Regions from separate parts of the Mus musculus genome. Here region 1 is linked to region 2. A link is a loop called in an ENCODE intact Hi-C map of the cell type or tissue named here. Cell type or tissue: gastrocnemius. All regions are shown on one strand. Links, peaks and the distances in the headings refer to the core of each region. The heading gives the core; the rest is flanking DNA.

Region 1 (9,976 bases), core at 930-8,929, 120 kb before region 2:
CTGGGTCAGTCAGGAGGTGGACGAGGCTTAGGGAGGAGGTGTTCTGTGGGATCCCAGACAGGTTTCACAGAGCAGCATGGTGGTGCTGGTGGCTATTTGGAGCCATCTTTTAGAGAATCAACATGGAGCTTCCTGAGGGGATATATGAGATATGATTGTGAACTCAGGCTATGGAGCAAAATGCTGAGGAGGTCATCTAATTTGGGGAGAGGGGACTCTGGATAACAAGCAGTTTCAGGCCATGGTTCTACTGCACCAACATTCAAACCAGGCTAGAACTCAGCTCTGCATTCCTGGTGTTCTCACTCACTGCTCTCTATACAGTGAACACTGTCCCCAAACCCAAGAATGAGTTTCTCAGTGATACTGTGCAGTCTGCCTCCAAGACGGTCTATTGTTGTCTGAGAACAAAAGTCACAGATGGATATAACCGGCACACATCCTTGTTACGGCTGTCATAAAGGTTAGCATAATGTATGTCAAATGACTAGCATGTTGTAAGTCCTTAGCAAAGACAGGAGCTCTTACTGTCATGCCCGGTGTAGTCATGGGAAGTGGGAGTCGCTGGTATAAGCTCTCTCTGCAGAAAGACTTTCGTGTCTACAGAAAGTTCAGAATTCACATCTCCATCAGTTATATGATCAGAGTGATTTCCCCCTCCGATGCGAAAAATTAGGGACATGAGCTCACAGAGGTATTAATTTCTGGGTTTTAGACAAGAGTCCCAGGATCAGAGTGTAGTCGTGTCAAATGGAGGAACGTTTTGCAAGTAGCTCATACTCACCACCCACAACTCTGCATCTGGATCGTTTACCTAGAATGTCAAAACGTCAAGGTGTTAGCTCACATTAGATCCATGTATCCTCTGTCTGGTCTGGCCTTGTGTTTACTATTCATTGCGAAGAACTAGGCGCTACAATGGGCTCAGGGTACATAACACCATGAGCTAGTTTAGCAGTCTGCACATCCCGATGGCAGCAGGGACTCTCCTCTCGGTTGAACACAACAGGTAGATCTAACCACCCAGCCATGCATCTTTTGAAAATAACTGCTTGGGATTTCCTAAGAACTATTATAGTGTATATGAAAATCCTAGGTCCCAAGATACGAGGGCAGTCACCCTGAGGATGATCAGGAAGAGGTCTAGGAAGGGTAAGGATGCTGTCTATTCTATTTCCACTTTCCTCCCAGGCGCTAAAACCCATCTCACTGAGGCTGAAGATTCGAAAAGGTGTCAGAGCTGCGGTTCTGGGCCCCTTTCTAAGTGACCGGCTGCACAAACTTGCACGCGGGGCCGCTAGGTCAAGCTCTGAGTGCGTTGCCTAACTACACATATTCATCCATGTTCTTTCTGCTTGAAAGGACTCTGTGGGTCCCAATTCGGCTCCACCCTGAGAACTGGTCGCCCAGGCTTCGCGGTCCCTCTGCCAGCCCTCCTCAGCCCGCCTGACCTGCACCACAGCGGCCAGGGCGAAGAAAGCTGCCATGAGTGCGTTGCAGGCCCGCCACAAGCCGGGAGCCCAAGTAGCCACTGCTGGCGCCATGACCTGGAAGCCGGAGGAGCAGGACAGGCCCCAGAGGGGCGTGGCCAGAGGGCGAGGCTGGGCTAGCGGGGCGGTACCCAGGAGGGGCGGGGCGTAGTAGGTGGGGGAGGGACAAGGGGCAGGGCTCAGACAGCGGGAGCGGGGATACAAGGGCGAGGCGAGCCCTTCTTCCCTCCCCGCCCTCCTCAGGTCTAGAACGGTCTTGCGGCGCTCTCTAGTGGATAAAGTGTATCATTGGCATGTGCCTTTCTTTTCCCTTATTCTTTCTCTCATTAAAAAAGCAAATGAAGCCGGGCGTGGTGGCGCACGCCTTTAATCCCAGCACTCGGGAGGTAGAGGCAGGCCTGGTCTACAAAGTGAGTTCCAGGACAGCCAGGGCTACACAGAGAAACCCTGTCTCGAAAAAACAAAACAAAACAAACAAACAAACAAACAAACAAAGCAAATGAAAGAAACAAAACAAACACAACAGAACAAACCAGAAACGCAAATGAAGAAGAGAAAGGAAAAGAAAAAGGACGCGCTAGCGCGCGTGTTCTGGTTAGGTTTTGTTTTTGTTTTTGTTTTTCCGTTTTCTGTGAAAGGGTCCAGTGGCTGTCCTGGAACTCACTATATAAAACACACTAACTTCAAACTCACAGTCTGGTCTCATTTACACATTCATAGTCCTAAATAGTGCTGGAATTAGTATTTAAGTGCTTCTTTTTAAAGCTCCCGTGCTTCCAGAGGGAGGAAAACATTGCGACATTTCTGAAGTGAGTTCCAGAGGCAGCTCCCTTTACCTTCACGTGCTCTCATCATATAAGATATTTATTTATGTATTATACATATTTATATTTCTAACCCATCTGCAAAACCAACGTTTCCAACACTCATTTGCTATGCATTTCTTAGAAAGGGAAGACTTGGAAGTATTGGCAGCTCTCTGCTCACTTATTTCAGCCAGTTTCCTGTTGTGTAAGCTACGGAGTAGCTCTTCTTTGGGCTCATTTACACATGCATAGACCGAATCATTGTTATTCTAAATAGTCTTTGTCACCTCAAATCCTGCATTTTGGGTGCCTGACTGTTCTGCTTTCCTTTTAACTAAAAGAAGAAAAAGATCAACTTCTCAGAAGTGTTTTCCATTCAAGGGCAGCCTTTAGAGCAGCACTTCTCAACTTGTGGGTCGCGACCCCTTCGAGGGGGCCAAAGGACCCTTTCATAGAGTTCCCCTAAGACCACCAGAAAGCAGATTTGCATTATGATTTATAACAGTAGCAAGATTACAATTATGAATAGCAACAAAAATAATTTTATGGTTGAGGGCCACCTTTGTTGTGATCATAAAAAAAGAAAGAGCTATAAGAATATGTTCTGGCAGGGTGTGGGGAAGGAGATGTCTCCGTGGGTCCATGCCAAGGTATCCCTTCCCTCTGAGGGACCAGCCACACAACAGTATAGTATGGAATAGTTTATTTAGGGCGCAAGGAGGGGAGTAAAGAGGGCAGTAGAGGCAGGGAAAGGCAAAGAGAGAGAGGGTAGAGAAGTAGAGGTCGGCCATGACCACGTGGAGAGAAAGGAAGTGAATGGGGAGAAAGAGGGAGCAAGGGGCAAGAAGCAAGAGGCAAGAGAGTAAGAGAGTAAGAGAGAGAAGAGGGGCCAAGCAGCCCCTTTTATAGTGGGCCAGGCCTACCTGGCTGTTGCCAGGTAACTGTGGGGGTGGAGTCCAGACAGAATACCAACAACCATAACATGAGAAACTGTATTAAAGGGTCACAGCATTCAGAAGGTTGAGAATCTCTGGTTTAAACTGAAGGAACTCCTTGTTTGGGGAATATCATCTGCTGGGTGCCTGGCATAGCACAAGAATGGAATTCCTTCCTCAGAAAAGGGAACACCGGGGTGGGGGTGGGGGTGGGGAGCTGGAGAGATGGCTCAGCAGTTAAGGGCACTGATTGCTCTTCCAGAGGTCCTGAGTTCAATTCCTAGCAACCACATGGTGGCTCACAACCATCTGTAATGGGATCTGATGCCCTCTCCTGGTGTGTCTGAAGACAGCGACAGTGTACTCATAGAAATAAAAACTCTTAAAAAGGAGAGAGAGAGAGAGAGAGAAAGGGAGCTTGGGGGTCTTGGAGAAGCAGGCACCAACTACTTTTACTAATATTGGGTGTGGCTCCTCTTCCGGTCTCCCTCACTAATCAGCCTCGAATGCGGATAAGGCAAGGTCACCTTCAGTGCTTCGCCTCTGCGTGGAAAGAAAGAAGCTAAAGTGGAGAGCGCTGTGGGCGGGATTACCTACCCACCCACTCCCTGCCCCCACCCCTGTAGCCCCATTTTTTTGGAGCCTTTAAAGAGGTGGTTAAGTTAAAATGAGGTCATGGGCTGGTAAGATGTAAAGCAATTGCAACACAAAGCTACCTACCTCAGTTTGATCCGTGTGAAAAGACAGGAGGAATCTGGCCACTCCCACCCACCCCCACACATCCTTGATGTGCCCTCAAACACACACACACACGTGTACACACACACACACACTCACACTGATGATGATAATAATAATAATAATAATTAACAATATTAATAGTGAAAGAACATTTTTTATTTATGCAGACAGCATTCTGCCTGCATGCCAGAAGAGGGCGCCAGATATCATTATAGTTGGTTGTGCGCCACCATGTGGTTGCTGGATTTGAACTCAGGACTTCTAGAAGAGCAGTCAGTGCTCTTAACCTCTGAGCCGTCTCTCCAGCTAAAAAGAACATTTTTTTTTTTAAACGAGGCCACAAGGATGAACTCTATTCCAATAGACTGGTGTCCCTGTGGGAAGAGGTACCCAGGACACAGAGGGAGAGAAAGGACTCTGTGAGGCCACAGGAGAAGGCTCCATCTACAAGCAGAGGAGAGAGGACCAGAAGAAACTGCCATTGCTAGAAGAACAGAATATAGAGAGGATGGTTGGGGGAGTCTACACTGAATCACACGGGCTTCTCCTGAAGTATCTAAAACCAGTGAAGGGCAAGATAGTCTAGCAAGCCGGGCGTGCCCCTGCAAAGCCTGCCTGGACTCTGATTTGGAGTGTTTGCAAAATTTAGCTCCCATTGTGAACACTTGAAGGCAAATTAAAATTGATGGCCAATGAAAGGCATCTGACCTAAAGAATGCTCCTCAGATGTCCCCACATGTCACTGGAAAGAGAAGAGATTTTACTGCCCCATCCTCCCTGGTCCCTGGATGGACAGCGTATGTCTAACCATCTTACGCTGGTTATGGGTATGAAGCACATTGGACCATTTTCTTCATCCATTTACTAAATATACAGGACTTCCCACGTGTCTGGCACTGAGCTGATTGTCGGAGTCTGAGAACTAAACACAATTAGAGAAATAAGCGGGTGATCTCAGTGGGCAGGATAGCGGGGACGGCCCAGAGACGGCCTCTGTGGAAATGTGCACAGTCAGGACTCTGACCTTTCCCAAGGGTCCTTAGAATTTTCCTGACTAAAATGTGAATGAGTGCAAGTGGGGAAGTCTACATGGAGCCATGCTCAAGGCAGAAAAGAGCATGCGTGAGGAGGACCTGGTCCCCAAGGCCACCAGGCCACCTGTAGTGGTGACGAATATAGTGAGAACAGTTGTTGGAAGGTAGGAAAACAGGAGTAAGTGTGGCTGAAGTTGGGCTTTTCCGAGGGCACGGAGAAGCCTCCTAGAGGGTTTTGAGACACATAGAAAAACTTTTCAGGAAATACTGCTTTTCTTCCATGACCCGGGGAGGCTTAAGGGTTCATCTGTAGACGTGGTCTCATTTCTCCAAAGGCCATAGAGCAGATCCCTCGGGACGTGCTTGATATCACTTTGCTTGCCTCTTAGCTATCTTGAAGACGGAAGGATCTTCCCACCCATAGCCTTGTCCCTTTGCACTAATAAGATAAAGGACGTGGGAGGACAGAAGATTTAAAAACCACTTCTCTCCTAATCTTGACTTCGGTATTTAAGGGTTAGGCTGTTGGAACTGTGAGTGTCCACAAGGTGGCGGACTTTCTCTTCGAACCGATTCCTGTGTGGGGTAGGGGAGAGGCAGGGCGGAGGGGTGGGGCGGGGAGGATTGTGCCTCCCCTAGGATCTCCCTGGGTAGGTCTGATGTAGACTTTCGGGGTGGATATGAACTTGGAATCAGCCCGAGGTGAAGAAATACAAATAGAACTTTGTACCAGGAACTTTGAGCTGAAGCATCGCTAAGAAGGAGCGGAGCTTTGCTGTGCCACTGGCAGAGCTTAAACCCATTTGCTACCCAGGAGGCAAATGAGGAGCAAATGAGCAAATGGAGTAAATGAGGCACGACCCCCCTCCCCACCCCCAGCAAACGATAATGGTAATAGCGTAGGTTGTAGAGTCTTTATGCAATCCCAAGGTAGCTTTTGACGTCTTAACAGCGTCTCAAAGTCTGCATTTGTAAATCTAAACTAGGAGACATTAGTTTCTCGGGTGGGACTCTCTCTCTTCCCTGGACGACACAATCACGTACAGTTAACTCTTTTTGTTGGTTGTGTAAGGGTGACTTAGCAAATTATCCTGAAAGCAGAGGAATGATAGTCTCTTTACCAAAACAGAGAATCGATTATCTCATAGTTCTAGAGTCTGGAAGTCCTGTCAGCAGGACCACACTCCCCTGAAAAGGCTTAGGGGAACCACCTGCCTTGTTTTTTCTAGCTTTTGGGGGGCTCCTTCTGGACAAATCTCTCCTGTGGACTGTCTTGACTTATCTGTGTAGGTACCTGTCTGGTTTCCCCCAGCCCCCCAGGAAAGTCCTTTTCCTAAAGTCAAGCATTTAGAAAAAAGTCCCCATTTCCTCAGGGGCTTAAAGAAGTTTTCTGCTTGCTAACCAAGGAGTCATTCTCCTTATCTCTGGCTAGAGGAACTTGTGGCTCTTCCACTAACATGACTGTGGTGACTATTAACTAGGCCTCCAGGTTTCCCCAGTCCCTGCTCACAAGACCCCTTTCTCCCTTTTTGGTTTAACCCTGGAAATCTTTTCCAGTCTCTTCTCCTTGTTTTCCCAGGAGACAGCCTTGGCAGTTTGGTAAAAACCGTTTCACTTTCACCCACAGAGTGGCTATTTTGGCTTCATCGCTGGGTCCATTTTCATTCAATATCTTCTCTGTCTTAATTTTTTAAAGTTGTGTGGTGTGTGTGTGTGTGTGTGTGTGTGTGTGTGTGTGTGTGTGCACGCTCGAGAGCTAACATGTACACGTGGAAGTCAGAGGGCAGCTTGCCAGAGTCAGCTCTATCCTTCCACCCTGCAAGCCTTAGGGATTAAACTTGGATCCCGTCAGGCTTGACAGCCCACACCTTTACTCACTGGGGCATCTTGCTGTCTTCTCCTTTCTGTCTCACAGGTTTAGATTGATCCAAAGTTTCTGATTCTCGAGTTGATTGCATCTTTCTTTCTTTCTTTCTTTCTCTCTTTCTTTCTTTCTTTCTTTCTTTCTTTCTTTCTTTCTTTCTTTCTTTCTTTCTTTCTTTTAAAAGATTTATTTATTTATTATATGTAAGTGCACTGTAGCTGTCCTCAGATACTCCAGAAGAGGGCATCAGATTTCGTTACGGATGGTTGTGAGCCACCATGTGGTTGCTGGGATTTGAACTCAGGACCTTCAGAAGAGCAGTCAGTGCTCTTAACCACTGAGCCATCTTGCCAGCCCCTGATTGCATTTTTCAATGAAATTTTTTTTCTATGTAAGGTCATGTGCACAGACTTCTAGGGTTGGGGTGTAGACGTGTCTTTGGGGTGCTATCGTTCAGCAGGTTAACTGTAGAAACTTATCAATGTCTTCCCTCCTGTCCCTTCCCTGGGAAGCAACCTGTGACTCTCACAGACCTTTCTGCACAGCATCGTCCCTTCTTACTGCTACTCCTTGAAAAGGAGGCTGCCCCTGCGCTCTCCCAGGCCTCCTGGCTGGTTTCCCCAGCATCTGTCTTATTGTGGACTGAGCTGAGCTACCCTCCTTGTCCTTATGCTGACTATATGGAGAAAGGGCTTTTATGGAGATAGTTAAGTGACGTCACTAGGGTGGGATCCTCACCTGATAGGACTGGCATTCTTTATTTTTTTATTATTGGATATTTTATGTATTTATATTTCAAATGCTATCCCCTTTCCCAGTTCCCCTCAGGAAACCCCCTCCCCTTCCCCTCCCCCTGCTTCTGTGAGGGTGCTTGCCCACCCATCCACCTATTCCCACCTTACCACTCTGGCATTCCCTTACACTGGGGCATCAAACCATTCACAGTACCAAGGGCCTCTCCATCCACTGATGCCAGACAATGCCATCCTCTGCAGCTGGAGCCATGGGTCCCCTTCATGTGAATTCTTTGGTTGGTGATTTAGTCCCTGGGAGCTCTGAGGGGGGGGGGGGCGGTCTGGTTAGTGGATATTGTTGTTCTTCCTATGGGGTTGCAAACCCCTTCATCTCCTTCAAGGACTGGTGTTCTTATAGGAAGAGGATTCAATATACATCTCTAAACATCCTTCTCCCCTTCTGGGAGAGCCCAGGGGAAGCCACGGGAGGAGCTGTGAGCAGGAGGCCAGGAAAGAAGCAACCCTGATGGCATTGTGAACTCACAGCACGGCACTAACCTGTTGTTTAAACTGCCCACCCCTCGCAGTGCTGTACCTGTGAGGGTAGCCAAGCCAAGATCTAGGTTCTGAGCTTGCTCCCACTCACTTTGCAACTGGTGACCTCTGCAAGACACAACTCTCAAACTTCTACCTAAAACCATCCCTCCCTCCTTCCCTGTCTCCATCCTGTGCTATGCCCCTCCTCCACTCCTGCCTCGCCCTCCCACCTCCCCGCCCCCTTCTTCAGATTGATGCAGGGCACTGCTCTCCGGAGCACCAGAAACTTAAAGATTGTACAGACCAGACAACCTCACCTAATCTTCAAATAGGAACTCCAGGGTCAAAGACCAATAGTTTGAACAGTCAGTAAAATCCGACAAAGCTGGGTCCAGCAGTCTGAACTTCCTCCCCGTAGGGCTTCCTTCCCCACATCTTCATATCAGTTATGTCCCCTGTAACCCTTTGGTTACACAGCCTTCTATTATGCAAATCTCGCTCCTGCAGATCTGGGTTCCACCCGCTCCTTCTCCTTCGCCTATTTTACTCTCCCTCCTGTTTGCACTCGGTCTCCTGGGGCAACCCTGCCACACCCTCCGCAGCTGCCTTTAGCTCTGGTAGTATGGTCACACTGGCAATTAAACAATGAGTTGCTTGGTGTCTGTGTGACTCACCAGACTACAAGCCCCATGAGGAGAATATCTGCATCTGTTTTCTTTCTTTCTTCCAGTTGCTTCCCCAGGCCCAGCACAGTTAGCACACAGCTGGGGCTAAGCCACTATGACAGGAAAGAGCCACAGACTTAAGGAACCGTCCAGATGAACACCTACCATCCGTTAGATCTTTTTACAGTGTATATGAGTTCAAAGGATTCTTGACACTCACCAAAACAGTTACCTAGAAAAAAAATACCTTTTTGTTTTATGACAAAGAACAGAAGGTTAGATATATGTCACCAGGACCAGAGCAAAATTCTGGAACAAACCAACAGACATCCTATTACAGACAGCAGTGACCCAGGCCTGCCTCATGCCCCACTTGCAGCTACTGAACAGCAAGCAGCCTTTAGATGTTTCATTCCCAGTTGGTGGATGTGCTAGCTTTAGTCATTAATATTTTTATTTGCATTTGTATGTGCATGTATGTGGGGGTGTGTGCATGCACACATGGAGGTCAGAGGATAAACTTGTGAGTGTCAGTTCTCTGTGTCTACCGTGTGGGTCCTAGGATTGAACTTGGGTCCTCAGACTTGGAGGCAAGTGTTTTCATCTGCTGATCCATCTTGCTGGCCTCCTGCTAGCTTTAGATGATGAAAGAATTCTTAACAGGATTATTTTTTCAATCCAGGTATCAGTCCTGATCATGTGCGTGTTTGGGAATGCCACAGCACGCCTGTCAGAGGTCATAGGACACTTCTCAGGGGTTGGTTCTCTCCTTCCATAGGGAGCTCTGAGGAGCACCCTTGGGTGTCTGCTTTGTGCGGCAAGTGCTTGTTCCATCTGAGCTGTCTCTTAGACCCCCCACATCACCCCTAAGAGGAAACTTGCTAATGAATAATACTTTTCTTTATTAAATAATTGTTGCAGTCAAGAGGAGAACGGTCTTTCTGTGACTCAGTCACACAGTGGATCACTGATAGAAACATAAGGGAAGGAACGCCTCAGCATCCTGGATAGGCAGCCATGCTCAGAGAGAGGAGAGAAGGAAGGTTATTTATGAGAAAGTCGTCACCAGGTAAGGCCATTTCTGGTGAAGCACATCCCGTCGGCCATTCCCCTGGGATGGGTGGGGATGGACTAGGAGAGGTCAGGAGAGAGTGTGTGGCCAGTGACCAC
Region 2 (9,976 bases), core at 881-8,880:
ATTTGTTTTGTGTATAGCAGGCACGTGTGTGTGTGTGTGTGTGTGTGTGTGTGTGTATGGTGGGAGTGGGGTAGGTTGTCAAAGGACAACTTGCCAGAATTGGGAGTAGTTTTCTTTTTTTTTTCCCCTCACCACTCAGGTCAACAACCTCGGTTGCTGGCTTGGTGGTAGGTGCCTTTACTTACTAAGCCAACTTGCTGGCTCCCATCATGAAGTTTTAATAAGAAATAAATGAGAAGATGCGTATTGCAATTACCTGAAGAATATTCATGTGGAATGTGTATTTATAATATATGCATGCAGAAAATATACATAAAGTACTTGAAATTAGGGGTCAGACTGGGACAGAATGGCATCTGCAGGCTCCCTCTAGCAGAGCAGAGGAGGGAGGAAGACAGTTGGCTCTAGGCTGTAGGCTTTGGGGGGGGGGTTGAGTTGATGGGGTTGCTGTTCAGGTTTAGCATTGATGGGGGTAGTAAACAGGTCCTGGCAATGGCCTCTGTTTCAGACTCATTATTAAACCTCATCATTTCTCTAGTTTAAAGTTCTGCTGCCTTGTTATTGGTAAATGCAGTTTTCCACACAACCATGAGATGCTAAGGTGACTAACCTTCCGTGTTCGTCTGGAAATAGGTGAGTTTCCTGATGTGAGATTTTCAGAGCTAGAAATATGTATGCCCTAAGTAGAACGAACTGGTTTCTTTAGTAAAAACTAGTAAACAATGCAATATCAGTTATGTTGGGGATTGGTTTCAATGCTTTGAATTAACTCGGCCCCCAAAATTGGGACTCTGAGTATCCAAATGCTGAAGGTCCTTGTACCCAGCTGGTTTTTGACTGATTAGTAAAGAGCCAATGGCCAATGGCTGGACAAACAGACTGAGGCGGGCCTTTTAGATTTGCGAGGGAGAGGAACTGGGAGAAAGGGACAGGGAATTGCTGTGATTTGGAGAGAGGCAGACAGGTCAGATTTAGAGCTGCAGAAGGAAAGTCATCTGAAATGTAGCTGAGAAGGAATGTGGACTCCGGAAGGGCTGCCCGGAAGGGTCTTGGGCAGCAAAGACTAGGGGGCCACCCAGAAGGAGCCAGGGCAACAAAGATAGAATATAGAATTAGAGGGCATTAAGCCAGGATTACAGGGGGGAAATGTGTGGTAGCCATGGGAAGGAGTAGAACTGCCCAACCTTTGAGTTAGCCAAGGCATTTTCAAATTAACTGCTGTGTGTGTGTGTGTGTATGTGTGTGTGTGTGTGTGTGTGTGTATCTTTTATTCGAGAATCCAGATTGCTCCTGGGTAGGTACACACGAGCAACCCGCCAGGAGCCAAAGCAGCCTAACTGAACTCACAACTACACAGTTAGCGTCTCTCAGCTGGTGTAACTGGACTTGCTCCTTCTGGAATGTTCTTTCTGTTTGTCTTCATTTTGCTGACTGAGATTGGCCTCACCTCCTCTGGGCCTTCATAGTTGGTCACTTTTTTGACCTATTACACTTGATATCTGCATCTTCCCTACTCTTTCTCACAGTCTCTCCAGCTCCTTGGAGGGCCTTTCCTCAATAGAAAATTATTATGAAATATTTTCAAATTAGAAAAATGGGAAAAGTTGCCTAATTAACCACCGTATGCCCCTGCTGCGGTTATTTCTGGAACAACGATCAGTGATCACACTTTTTTTTAAAAAATATTTTTTATTAGGTATTTTCCTCATTTACATTTCCAATGCTATCCCAAAAGTCCCCCATACCCTCCCCCCCCAACTCCCCTCCCCACCCACTCCCACTTTTTGGCCCTGGTGTTCCCCTGTACTGGGGCATATAAAGTTTGCAAGTCCAATGGGCCTCTCTTTCCATTGATGGCCGACTAGGCCATCTTTTGATACATATGCAGCTAGAGTCAAGAGCTCTGGGGTACTGGTTAGTTCATAATGTTGTTCCACCTATAGGGTTGCAGATCCCTTTAGCTCCTTGGGTACTTTGTGCTCACACTTTTTAAAAAATTGTATCCCCCTTACACTTATTTATCTATTGATTGTTTATTTATTCATTTATTTATTTTCCAGTGTTTTTAGGCTCTTTAATATTGGAGGATGAGAAGAAGCTGTCAGTGGGGAGATGGCTCTGAGAAAATTTTCAGGCCGCGTAGTTCTCTAAGTCACTCAATCATCGTGCAGATCTGAGCCTTGATATTCACGGAGTCCTTAGTGAGGTTGTCGCTGAGCTCTGTGAGGAGAGAACTCTCGCTGTCAATGAACTTGAGAGCTTCAGCCAGTGTCACTCCAGAAAACACACACACACACACACACACACACACACACACACACACACACACATATATCCCAGGGCCACATAGATGCATGAAGTATCTGGGATCACTGTGTCTGTCAACGAAGTTACAGCCCTAATCCACCTGCATATATAACTGAGTGATTTGTTTCCTGGAGTCACTCAATGACGTTTCTGAAGGAATACAGACAGCTGCTCATATATCTTGTCTTGATGGTCCAGAACCTTTTGCAGGCCTCACTACAAGTCACTGGTAAAGGCCTTATACCACAGCATTTCCCCCCCACCCCCGCAGTACCCAAGGCCTGCTGTTTTGGGGGTGTCTCCATGATGGGTTCCTTAGGACCACGGGTAATAACTACACTTTTTAACTGAGGCACATTTCACTCATCTCTTCAGAGCATCATTGCAAGTCCTAGGGATGTTTACATTACATGGGTCAAAGCACGCCTCCTTTCGTTTTCTGCTGTAAGAACCTATAAACACAAGTCCATCAGAATCACACACAGGACTGAAATATTCCATTCCATGAGCTCAGCGCTCAGGTTTGTACGACCCTCATCTTCTTACAGTCAATTTCTTCTGAAAAATATCCAAACAGCAGTGCAGCTATGGCTCTTGGTGCCTGGTGTCCTGAGGAGCCTCTCACTGGCGGGAGTCTCCTTCCTCCGCCCCTGCATCTTATTTATGGAGAATACCAGATCTTTTGACTTAGGAGACTTCTCACATCATAGCTTTTTCTTTTTTAAAATTTAAATAATTTATTTGGTGAATTTAACAAGTAAAAGTGTGTGTACCTATCTTGTAAAATACAATGTTTTGAAGTACCTAAATATACCAGGATGGATAAATTGCCCTAACTTATATTACTGTGTGTGTTCATCATCTTCCCCCACATTCTGATCTTGAATATGGCCTCTTGAGTCACTTACCAGTTTTCTCCACTCTGCAAGGCTGTGTCTGAAACTCCACAAAGACCTCAGATTCTCCTATACTGCCTTGGTCTGGAAGAGGCACACAATTCCAATTGCTGGTGAGGTACCTGGCAGTGTCTCTGTGTCCCCTGGTCCTCACAGTAACCTGTGATATAGTCAGGCTGCAGCTTCTCTGTGACCAGTCACTAAGACCAAGACTTGAATTCAGGGATCATCTCTCCCTCCCCCTCCCTGCCTCTCAAGAAGACAGACTTAAGACACAGGAACTTGCTAGACATTCAGATCTGAGCTCTTCTTCAGAGCAGGCCCTGCCCTAACCAAGCACAGGCCTTGCTGTTCACTGCCAATGCAGTCTAGGGACCAAGCCTGCGTGAGAGCCTGGGGTTGAGGCTAGCAAGGGTGGGGAAGTGTGGGTGGGAGTAAGGAGAAAAAGCACAAGAAAAAAAGCACCGATGTCTTTCACTTTTCTACATCATTTGTACACTGTAGTGTAAAACCCACAATGGTAGCGCATCACCATAAAAAATGCCGAGATGGCGGACAATGGTAGGGCACACCTTTAATCCCAGCACTTGGAAGGCAGAGGTAGGCGGATTTCTGAGTTTGAGGCCAGCTTGGTCTACAGAGTGAGTTCCTGGACAGCCAGGGCTACACAGAGAAACCCTGTCTCGGGAAAACAAAACCAAACCAAAACAAAAATAAACAAAAAGCCTAGAACCTTCATACATTCTTGGAGAATATGTCCGTCCTTCCGTCCTTCCGTCCTTCCGTGTGCTCCCAGCTTCTACTTTCTTTAAGCATTCCGCCCACCCCCTTGTCTATCCTTCTTCCTTTGCTCCTACCTGGCACTCCACGCAGGCACCTGACAATTCTCAAAATGTCTTAAGTTCCTAGAGAAACACTCCAGGGGATAAGGCCCCTTCTCCTCAGAGCTGTTAGTGGAGCAGATGGTGTGAGACAGCAAGCAGCTGGGTCCCGCCTGGGGAAAAATAGAGCGCAAAGGCGGTGAAGGAAATGTTATTGTGGGGAGAAGTCCTCTGGGGACAGGAAGAATAAACCAGAGGTAGAGGTGTAAGGGCGCGACAGGGACCATCTTTTTTTTGAGGAGTGATGCGGCTCCCAGGCCGATCTTATCTGCTAGGATCTGTCCTTTTAGCTGCTAGGGAAAGGGCTGGGTTGCCTGGTGCTCCCAGTCGATAAAGGCCGGGCCTGGCGGCGCCAGAGGGCGGCAGTAGCCCGCTCCTTGGGTGTGACTGCCATCTAGTGGTAAATTCCGGGTAAAATTACTTTCTGTAGTCTTGCTGTATGATTTCTCATGTATTCGTGTTATTCTGTCTTCTAGAAAAATGTAGTGCGGCCCTTACCGAAGTCTGAGTTGATGGTGGAATAGCCAACGATCTTGGAGACCATTAGGCTCTGCCTTCGGGGAGTCTTATAAGCCACCCCAGACACAAGCCTCCGCGTTCATACTTGCTAATAGATGCATCAAACACTCAGTCCACTGCATACTTTTGTGTCAAAGACTGGGGTCCACTCACTAACCCTCCCTTTCCAACATTGCTATTTTGTTTAGGAAAAAAAATTCTTTATTTGGACAAACAGTCTAGACTGAAGTAAAAAAATAAAACCCACAACATCTCATGACTAAACCCATTTATTTCACTTTTCTCTAATAACCACTGTCAAATGTTCAGTCACAGGCTATTAAATAGGCTGCCCTATTTAACTTCACTACGCACACACTCAGGATCTTCCTGCTTGGGTGTGGCCTCTCTGAGGGTCTTGTCACGGCTATTTGCTTTGGGCTGCAAAGAGAGAAAAGTCCCGTTGGGAGGGGAAAATGTTTAGAGAGGCATGTGTGCATCCTTTTGGCCGAGGCTGGAAGTAGTGTCTGTCTCTTTTGCATCCTGTATTGGAGAGCTTCTAGTCACGTGGCCACATCCAACTGCAAGGGGGATGGGAAATGTTGTCTGGCTATGCATTCAGAGAAGCAGCAGCTAGGTCTTGATGCAAACTATATTTTCTACCAGTGTTAACCAAAGCCAGTACCTCTTTTGTGTTCCCTTTTTATTGCTGTGTAACAAAATATCTTCAAACGTAGTGTACTGGCACAGTAAACATGTATCGTCCCACATAGATTTTGTGAGCTAAAAGGTGGAGTAACTTAGTTGGTGATTGTCAGCTCAGGAAGTTATGGCCAAAATGACAGCCAAGGCTCTGTGCCCTTTAAAAGCTTAACTGAGGCTCCCAGATACATTCCAGTGAGCTGGAGAGTTCTTGGCAGCAGTTGGCAGGCTAGTGTTCATCCACAGTCAACTTGCTTCCCCAGTAGAAGCAGATCTAGAGAGGAGCCATGCACTACTTTTTCTGTTCATCTTAGTCATTAGTAACATGTTAGAGAGAGAGAGAGAGAGAGAGAGAGAGAGAGAGAGAGAGAGAGAGAATGAATCCACCTTTCAGAAGGAGGCTTGTATAAGAACTTAGGGATGAATTTAAAAATCAACGTGATTTTAAGGAAAGGAGAGCTGTAGGAGGGTCTTTCAATGCTCCTGGAAACCTTAGAACGTTTGCTGTGTGAGTACAATTTTCTGCCATTATAACTGAGTGTCACAGAGTTTACCGAGACGGGGTTTATTGGCTAAGAAGTTCTAGAGGCTGTCTTGTCTAAGGTGTGGTGCTGAGATTGATGAGGGCTTCAGCACTGGGTCCTAATGTGGCCAGGCCAAGTGAGAGTTTGACAGAAAGACAGAGAAAACCAATCAAACTCTAGCTTTGTATTTGGAGCCTCTTCCTGGGATGATGCACTAACTCACTTGAGAGGCAGGAGCTCTTGTGAGCTCGTCATCTCCTAAAGCCACCCCCCTTCCCCCGGCCCCCCCCCCCCCGACAATTGCGGTGTCAATTCAGTTTCAGCATGAGTCTGGGGAGGGATAAAATCATAGTATCCACTCTTCCCACCCCCCTCCTTCTCACCGCTTTGGCTGTGAGTATGACTATCATTGCAGCGGACACCAGGGGACAATGAAGGATTCTTTTTTTTTTTGTTTTGTTTTTTGTTTTTTGAGACAGTTTTTTTTTTCCCCCTCTGTATAGCCCTGGCTGTCCTGGAACTCACTCTGTAGACCAGGCTGGTCTCAGACTCAGAAATCCGCCTGCCTCTGCCTCCCAAGTGCTGGGATTAAAGGCGTGTGTCACCACTGCCCAGCACAGCGAAGGATTCTTAAGAATGGAATTAACCACTAATGAAAGTCAACCAAAAAAAAATGAATGGAGTCGGGGACACTGGTGGTATTTTACAGCTGTCCCTGTTGGGCCTTCTAGACTAAATGATGGGAAAAGATAAGTGGTCATCTTATTTAAGCCATTGTTTGTCTTAGTCATGGTTTCTAATGCTGCTGTGAAACGCCATGACCGAAAGCAAACTGGGGGAAAGGGTTTATTTGGCTTACACTTCAACGTTGTAATCCTTCACTGAAGGAAGCCAGGACAGGAGCTCAAACAGGGCAAGGAACCCACAGGCAGAAACTGACGCAGAGGCCGTGGAGGAGAGTTGCTTACTAACTTGCTCATCATGGCTTGCTCAGCCTGCTTATGGGATCCAGGACCACCAACCCACGAGGAGCCTCACCCACAGAAAGCTCCGTCCACCCTTCTCCATCAGCCACTAATCAGGAAAGTGCTCTACAGCCGGATCTTACAGAGACATTTTCATTCAGTTGAGATTTCCTCCTTTCACATAACTCTAGCTTGTGTCAAGATGACAAAAATAAATAAATAAATAAATACATAAATAAATTGGCCACAACAGAGTGCTTTCAGCAGGATGTCTATTGCATAGAATCTCACGGATGCAGCTGCAGTGTGCCAGGACAGGCTCTGGGGGAACCATTTGGATGAGAAAGGGTCACTGCTCTTCAGAGGGACAGGGATAAATGCTGAGTAGCACACAACAGAAAAGAGTGCCATTTTTATACAACCCAAAGAATGTGACGTCATGCATGAGAGTCAACCTACGCAACTCAAGCCACATCCATCCATGATTTTAGGATGTCATGCTTACTGCTTTACACGTGTGCCTAGAACACAGTGGAAGGTGTTCAGCAAAATGGGTTCAGAGATCAAAACAACTACAGCATGTTTTCAAGTGGAAAAAGAAAGAATCTAGCGATGCAGGGAGTCTTTTACTACCTACCTCAGCTTCTGGTCAGCTTGGAAGACAAGGCCAGTCGGGTGGGGCGCTTAGGAACTACACTCAGCAGATGAAGTAAAACTCAGCAGAAGGAGTAAGCGCTTATCTTTATTGGTTATTTGTTTTTGAGACAGTCTATGTAGCCCAGGCTAACCTTCTACTTGCTCCTATCCCGTATCCACCTCCCAAGTGCTGGGATTACAGATGAGCAAAACCACACCCAGCCTGTGGACGTATCCCTGCTCCTGCACACAGATTGATTTTTGGCATTTAGTCTGGTTCAAAATCTCCCTCTTGAAAATCAGAAGAACAATCCAGCATAGTGTGGTGGGAGTACTAACCTACTTAACTAATGAGGTCATTTGCTGTGCTGAGGATCTCATCACGGCTGTGGGTAGAACTTCTCGAAGAGTCTTGCTGCCCAAAGGATGGGCACTTCTGCTTAGCCCAGTCCTCATCCCACCGCACAGGACCATTAGCCAGTTTTAACTGACGCTCACATGTCCTTTCACATAATTTCTCTGTGGAGTTATTTGAATCAAACTGTCCTTCCTGGTGGAGTTTTCAAAATAGATTAGACAAGTGTCAGCCAGTGACAGTAATGTCCCAGACCCTTGTTGTAAGTCTAACCATGAAATTAAGAGGGATCATATCTTGCCTTCTCTCCAAATTTACAGAAAACAGGGCTCTTGGATCTGATGGCTCTGTTTACTAAGTCAGTAATGGAATCACTCTGTACTTTCTGTATAGTCCATATAGACAGTCCATGGCAATGTAGAGAGAGCCAGGCTGCAGCCTTTCTTTATGCCTGCAAAATTCACCAAGACCCTAAAAAGTACCATTGATTTAAAACAGTGTTTCTAAAACCCAGGAAGAAAAAATCCATCAAGTCTTTTCCAAGTTAACATTGTCATCGAGTCCATTAAAATACCTCAGGGCTTATATCATTATTGTTTAGTCTAGGCATATCTTGGTATGTTCACTAAGCTGTGAGGTTGGAGGATCCAGACTTGAAGATCATATCTTGGCAAGTACCCAAATGGCTGTAAGTGTGCTTGCTTCTTGAAATGCAGTGTGATGGTTAATCTCTCAATTGTCAGCTTGATGAGGTCTAGAATCCCTGTGAGAGAGTGCTCTAGGCATGCCTGCAAGGGCTTATCTTGATTAGGTTAATTGGGTTGGAAAGTCCTGCCCACTGTGGGTAGCACCATTCCTTATAACTGAATTCTTTACTGGATAAAAAGGAGAATTGAGCTGGGCACAGGTATTCATGGTTTCCGGATGCTGTGTGACCAGCTGCTTCAGTTTCCTGCGTATTTGCTCTCTCATCTGGGACTGGGGTCAAAATAAACTCTACCTTACCTTCCTTAGGTTGCTTTTGCTGTCCTATTTTATCAAGCCAACAGGAAAGGTAACCAAGACATCCAGGCATAGCTATTCTAGAACTCCATGGAGGGTCAAGGCCTTCTCTGATTTCCGAATCTTTCATTTCTGCCTGCCTTGTTGATAATCCTCTGTCTTCAGAGACTGAGCTAATAATGGACTGGAGACACAGGAGTCAGTGTCCAGCAGTTGCTCTTTCCGATCCTTTCTTCCTCAGCAGGTTAGAGCTGAAGTAACCCTCCCTTTGGTTTTCACAAATCCCACCTGAAAACATTTTGAAGAACCAGGAATGATGCCACGTCAGAACAATGGCGTCGACTGCACATGGACCTTAGTACTTCGTTGGCTTCTCAGGGGACTCTGTTTGGGCAGACACTTCACATGGATCTCAACAACATCAGCAGCTCCCAGAGGTCTCCCCAGAGACTTCAGACTACAAGTCCATACAAACGGTGTGGGTCCATCATACGCACCAATTAATCACACCTGGAGTGATGTAGACTATGCATTCCTGAGCACATGACGTGTTTCCTGGCAGCAACAGCCGGATCTCCAGTTCTCCTGGCACCATGGAGGGTCCAGATTCCTTTCATTTCTGGTATAAACCACTTTAACACCTTAGAGTTGGTTCCACAAGACAACCCCCACTTTATATGCTAGCCACAGGTCTGGGTCACTAGTATTTATGACTAATTTTTATTTTTATTTCTTTCAATTAAAATCTCCCATTGACTGGCCACTTCTTAGTTGGGAGTTTCTGTCATTCTTGGCTAACTTGCTCAAATGGGTCAAACAACTCAGGGAAGCACTGTATTTGCCCTCACATATTTATTAGAAAGGACCCAACTCAGAAAGCGATGTATAGGCAGGCAGTGAGGGAAGCTGAGGAGCCTCCATGACTCCTCGGGGTGCAGCACTCTCTCAGCACGTCCAATGTTTGCCAACTGAAAGGCTGTCTGAACTCTACTGTTCAGACACTGTGTATATACGTGAGTGTGTGTGTTTATGTGTCTATATGTATTTATGTGTATGTATTTGTGTAGTGTGTGTGTATGTATGTATGTGTGTTTGTATGTCTATATGTATTTATGTGTATGTATGTATGTATGTATGTATGTATTTGTGTCGTGAGTATGTGTATGTGTGTGTAACAAGATACACCCTAAGGCTATGGCTCTCAAACATC

Evidence for each region. Peaks named below come from ENCODE experiments on the same cell type or tissue, not always from the same donor. Only the 100,000 strongest peaks of a DNase experiment are listed, where the experiment ranks them.
Region 1: it touches region 2 in a loop (8-fold over the local background); 29 of 42 quality-filtered maps call a loop at or near these places.

The regions. Positions count from the first base shown.
Region 1 is chr11:67,016,747-67,026,722 of GRCm38, reverse strand. It overlaps Tmem220 (transmembrane protein 220), which reads right to left and starts at 1,569. Exons shown (of 6, transcript NM_001291042.1): 1 at 1,452-1,569; 2 at 785-814. The coding sequence starts at 1,544. In gastrocnemius, for the core only: CTCF peaks have their summits at 1,768 (motif pointing left), 4,175 (motif pointing right) and 5,543 (motif pointing right); DNase peaks (open chromatin) are centred at 1,628, 4,170 and 5,570; H3K4me3 peaks cover 1,767 bases; H3K27ac peaks cover 1,409 bases.
Region 2 is chr11:66,900,489-66,910,464 of GRCm38, reverse strand. Gm12298 (predicted gene 12298) reads left to right here. Exons shown (of 4, transcript NR_033539.1): 4 at 4,561-4,833. It also overlaps the pseudogene Gm29712. Among named protein-coding and RNA genes, the nearest start is that of Pirt, 6.5 kb to the left of the region's middle. In gastrocnemius, for the core only: a CTCF peak has its summit at 4,456 (motif pointing left); DNase peaks (open chromatin) are centred at 3,620 and 4,439.